Linked DNA regions of Homo sapiens: region 2 is linked to region 1. Evidence: read pairs that join two places in POLR2A ChIA-PET (ENCODE). Cell type or tissue: A673. All regions are shown on one strand. Links, peaks and the distances in the headings refer to the core of each region. The heading gives the core; the rest is flanking DNA.

Region 1 (2,810 bases), core at 166-2,665:
AGTATTTTATTCTTTTCATGCTATTGTAAATGGAATTGTTTTTCTTAGTTTCCTTTTCATATTTTTCATTGTTAATTTATAAAAATATAATTGATTATTATTATTATTATTTTTTTGAGACAAAGTCTCACTCTGTCGCCCAGGCTAGAGTGTAGTGGCGTGATCTCGGTTCACTGCAACCTCCGCCACCCGGGTTCGAGCAATTCACCTGCTTCAGCCTCCCAAATAGCTGAGATTACAGGGACATGCCACCACCCCAGCATGTAATTGATTTTTGTATCTTGATTTTGTATGCTGCATCTTTGCTGAATTCATTTATTAGGTCTAACAGTTGTGTGTGTGTGTGTGTGTGTGTGTAAAATCTTTAGGGCTTTCTGCATATAAGATCATATCATCTGTGAACAGAGGTTATTTTATTTCTTTCTTTCTAATTTGGATGCCTTGTGGGTTTTTTTTTTTTTTTTTTTTTTTTGTTTGTTTGTTTTTTCCTTAATTGCTCTGGCTAGAACTTCCTGTACTATGATGAATAGAAGTAGTGAAAGCAGGCATCTTTGTCTTTTTCCTGATCTTAGGGGAAAAGTTTTTCAGTACAGCAGGTCCTCAAATAACATAATTGCATTATAACATTGATGAGGAAAAAAAAAATTGATTCCCAGCTGGGGCCACTGTGTGAAATTTGCACATTCTCCCCATGTCTGCATGGATTTTCTCTGGGTACTCCAGTTTTCTACCACAGATGTATGTGTTGGGTTCATTGGTGTGACTAAATGGTCCCAGTGTGAGTGAATGTTGGTGTGTGTGTGTGCTCCCCGAGATGGAATGAGATGTCCTGTACAGGGCTATCCACCTTGTGTCCCAGGCTTCCAGGATAGGCTCTGGCCACCTGCAACCCTAAGCTAGAATAAGCAGGTTGGAAAATGAATGAATACAAATTATTATTGAATACAAATTATTATCAAATACAAATTTATAAAGTAGATGATAATCATACAACTGCACAACAATAAGCGATGAGGTATGAAAGCGTTCAGCTAGCCCACCATATTTGTGATTGTTTTTTAATTCATGGTCGGAGGAGGTGCTCCTTAAATTTTTCTATTTGCAAATATCTATTCCCTTATTTAATCCACCACCACTACAACTGTCGTCATTCAGCGATTCACCAAAAATTGGGTAATCTTACTTGTTGTTATTAACCTTTCTTAAATGTATGTATAGCCCACATTTATTTCAATGTTTAATATTAGAGGTGTGTAGGGTCTTTATTTAGAAGTTGGGTGATTATTTGTGACCAGAAACATGCCATAGGAACTTAACTCTTGTTTATGTCGATTAGCCTATGATGAAATTGGTTTTATTATACCTTGTTTCACTTAAAGTCAGTTTCCAAGAACCTATTGATGAGGTTGAGGACTTTTATTTGGTTTTAAGGTAAAAGTGTGCCAAAAAATTGAGATTCATACAGATAAGTAGCTTCAAATACTAATAGATTTGTTTTTAACATTTTGACTGATCTTTTTTTAGCTTTACTAATGTTCAGAAAGGGAGTAATAGTAAATTTGTGTTTCAAAGCTGAGTTGCTCACATTCCTAATTAATGAGTAATCACTCTGGAGAAATCAACAAATTTTCTCAGCTAGTTTAAAAATTTTATTGTTTGGAGAAAAATAAATGTATATTATAACATCATATATAAGTTGTTCAATGGTATTATTTTTTGAAAAGATCAGATGACTCAAAGGCTAGTATGACTGAACTGTGTCTGCCCCCCCCAAATTCCCATGTTGAAGCCATACCTCCAATGTGACTATATTTGAAGAAATTCCTCCTGTAAGGAGGAAATTAAGGTTAAGAGAGGTGATAAGGGTAGGGCTTCATCAGATAGGAAGGATTAGTATCCTTGCAAGAAGAGACACCGGAACTGGTGTCCCTGTAAGAGGAGATACCAGAGAGCTGCCCATGCCCCTCCACGTGAGGACACAGTGAGAAGGCAGCTGTCTGCAAACCAAGGAGAGAGCCTTTACCAGACACCAACTCTGCTGGCACCTTGATCTCAGACTTCCAGTCCCCAGAACTGTGAGAAAATTAATTTCTGCTGTTTAAGTCACTCAGTCTATGGTATTTGTTACGGCAGCCCGGACAGACTAACACAGAGGTCTTCTTTTTAACTCACAGTTTCAGCACAGAAAGATTCATTTTATTTTGCATGTTGACTCCAAAACCTGTTTTGATTTATCATTAACATTTTATCTGAAGTTGTGAGTATGGCCGTGTTGTGACCCTGCGTTATCAAATTGAGCCATCTAATTTATTTCCACATTGATAAACTTATATTCAATGGATTTTAGTTTAAGGTAGAAATAATGGTAATTACTTTTTTTTTTTAACTGTAGTCCTCATACCTGCCTTATGTCAATCAGGAAACTTTAGTATAAAAGAATAAATTTTGATACAACTGCTTATATCCCTGCAAATAACTCAGAAAGATCTGCAGCTTAAAGACTTTGTCCTAATAAAACTGACAGCCTGTATCAATCTGTATGTTATCCAATGTAATATTTTTTAAAATGTAAATGTTAATTTTGAAAACTGCATGTGTAATTTTGGCCAGGCACAGTGGCTTATGCCTGTAATCCCAGTACTTTGAGAGGCTGAGGTGGGCAGATCATTTGAGGCCAGGAGTTCAAGACCAACCTGGCCAACATGGTGAAACCCTGTCTCTATTAAAAACACAAAAATTAGTGAAGCACGGTGGCGCGCGCCTGTAATTGCAGCTACTCAGGAGGCTGAGGTGGGAGAATTGTTTGAACC
Region 2 (2,810 bases), core at 296-2,795, 220 kb before region 1:
CCAGCCTGGGCAACAGAGCAATTCTGTCTCAAAAAAAAAAAAAAAGGTGTCAGAATTGAACTGAATTAGAGGACACACAGCTAGTGTCCACTGCTGAAGAACTACTTGCTTGGTGTGTGGGGAAAAAAATCTCACACATCTGAGGTCACAGAAGTTTTCTGTATTGTGAGAGTATAAGATAAACTTATTAAAGTTTCTTATTCTATATTCTCAGAATTGGCGTCAGAATTGGGATTTGCTAGAATGACTTGGCTCACAGACACATATGGTTTGGGAAGAAAAAGGATAAAAGGATAGGGATAAAGAACTTTGATTCTTAGGTGGCCAAGTGGTCACCCATGGTAAAGAGCTGAAGCTGTGCTGTCATCAATTACTAAAGGTAAAAGTTATCCATGGAATCCAGAGATGGATCCAACTGCCTGGGAGTTGGTTCACAGGATGCACAAGGAAATGCAAACTAGTATTAAAAAAGTGATATGCTGGCTCGGCACGGTGGCTCACGCCTGTAATCCCAGCACTTTGGGAGGCCAAGGCAGGAGGATCACGAGGTTAGGAGATTGAGACCATCTGGCTAACAGTGAAACTCCATCTCTACTAAAAATACAAAAAATTTAGGCGGGTGCTGTGGCTCACGCCTGTAATCCCAGCTACTCAGGAGGCTGAGGCAGGAGAATCACTTGAGCCTGGGAGGCAGAGGTTGCAGTGAGCCGAGATCGTGCCATTGCACTCCAGCCCTGGAGAAAGAGTAAGACTTTGGTTCAAAAAAAAAAAAAAAAAAAAAGCGAAATGTTAAATCCCTTGGTTATTGTTATCTGTAACAGCTAAAATGAAATTAAAAGAAAGTGGTGGGTTGGACCTTCCCGCTAGACCAAGCTCAGCTTTCAGTGAATGTGAGAGCTTAGGCCACTAACCTCAAAGCTGTCCCTCAAGGGAAAAATGTATGCCGGGACAACAGAAAGTGCTTCTAAGACCTCTGGTAACAAAGAAGGTGGTCTGCAAAAATCAAAGAACTATTGAAACCAGGGGGTACAATGTGAAGGAATTGTTTCACTTTGTACATTAGTATCATAAGCTTCCTGAAGGGGACAGTCTGATTCCATAAATGCCAAGTGGAACACCCCAGATCCAGATAGAGCCACTGATATACTTCATATGCAAGCCATGTGAAACTGGCTTTATGATGACTAGGACATTTACCCTCTGAATATGCCCACTACCCAGTCATGGTAAATGCTGTGGTTAAGGGTGACCCCTTAATGTGGATAACCTTACTGTTGCAAAATCAAAAGACAGTTCGAGAAGCCTTATCAAATGTGCTGTCTCAGTTTCCTCTCGTGGGTCTTACAGATGCTAATAAAACCATTAGGTTAAGAGAATGGTGAGACAGAGGGCAAATGGATTCAACCCGGAAGGTGGAAATTTTTAAATGGTTATTAAGAAGTAAGGTAGGCCGGGCGCGGTGGCTCACGCCTGTAATCCCAGCACTTTGGGAGGCCGAGGCGGGCGGATCACGAGGTCAGGAGATCGAGACCATCCTGGCTAACAAGGTGAAACCCCATCTCTACTGAAAATACAGAAAATTAGCCGGGCTTGGTAGCGGGCGCCTGTAGTCCCAGCTACTTGGGAGGCTGAGGCAGGAGAATGGCGTGAACCTGGGAGGCGGAGCTTGCAGTGAGCCGAGATCGCGCCACCGCACTCCAGCCTGGGTGACAGAGCAAGACTCCGTCTCAAAAAAAAAAAAAAAAAAAAAAAAAGAAGTAAGGTAGCAGGGTGTGGTGGCTCATGCCTATAATCCCAGCACTTTGGGAGGCCAAGACAGGATGATCACTTGAGCCCAGGAGTTCAAGACTAGCCTGGGAGCCAAAGGGAGACCCTGCTGGTCTCCCACCATTAAGGGGTTCCAAACAAGTTTGCTATATTTACCCCAGTTTGGAGAAATTGTAAGTCAGGAGGCAGATTACAATGAGAAATCTGATCTGAAATTGTGGAAACAATAGGTAGATGAGTCAAGATAAAGACTGGCAAATGGGCAAGGGTCTCTTGGCTCAACCACCTGCTGGGGACCCCAAGCCTTCTGTATATAAGTAGGTAAAATGGTCAGGGAGTGGCAAAAAGAAATTCCTGGGACTCCTTCATATGGAAGCCCCAGGTACAGTAGTACCAAGAGCCATTGGTGAAGCCCCGAACAGGGCTACAGTTAGATTAAGAGAAGGCCAGGCGTAGTGGTTCACGCCTGTAATCCCAGCATTTTGGGAGGCCGAGACAAAAGGATCCCTTGAGCCCAGGAGTTCGAGACCAGCCTGGGCAACAAGGCAAAACCCCATCGCTACAAAAACTAAAAAAATTTGCCAGGCATGGTGATGCACGTCTGTAGTCCCAGCTACCGGAAGGCTGAGATGGGAGGATCACCTGAGCCCTGGAGGTGGAGGCTGCAGTGACCCATAATAGCAGCACTGCACTCCAGCCAGGGCGAAAGAGTGAGATCTGATTGAAAAAAAAAAAAAAAAAAAATTGAGAGAACACAAAGATGTAAGTGTTGACAGAACTATGAAAGTTGGAAGCTGTGTCTCCTATATGTAAATGTGTTTTATTAGGAATGGATATTATGTCTGGCTGGGGAACACTTCCCCTACCTAGTATTGCAAAAACAAAACCTGTTGATAAAGTCCTAATAGAAGCTACAGTTAGAAAAGTGAGGGTTAGCCAGGTGTGGTGGCTCACACCTGTAATCCCAACACTTTGGGAAGCTGAGGCGGGTGGATCATTTGAGGTCAGGAGTTCGAGACCAGCCTGGCCAACATAGTGAAACC

The links. Peaks named below come from ENCODE experiments on the same cell type or tissue, not always from the same donor. Only the 100,000 strongest peaks of a DNase experiment are listed, where the experiment ranks them.
Region 2: POLR2A ChIA-PET joins it to region 1 with 7 read pairs; 3 of 35 experiments call an interaction of 5 or more read pairs at or near these places.

Annotation. Positions count from the first base shown.
Region 1 is chr11:47,065,646-47,068,455 of GRCh38, forward strand. All of the region lies in intron 3 of CSTPP1 (centriolar satellite-associated tubulin polyglutamylase complex regulator 1), which reads left to right. Among named protein-coding and RNA genes, the nearest start is that of ARFGAP2, 110 kb to the right of the region's middle. In A673, for the core only: no CTCF peak of the experiment used is centred there; no DNase peak of the experiment used is centred there.
Region 2 is chr11:46,841,238-46,844,047 of GRCh38, forward strand. All of the region lies in intron 1 of CKAP5 (cytoskeleton associated protein 5), which reads right to left. Among named protein-coding and RNA genes, the nearest start is that of CKAP5, 3.6 kb to the right of the region's middle. RefSeq lists an enhancer at 2,322-2,810. In A673, for the core only: no CTCF peak of the experiment used is centred there; no DNase peak of the experiment used is centred there; H3K27ac peaks cover 365 bases.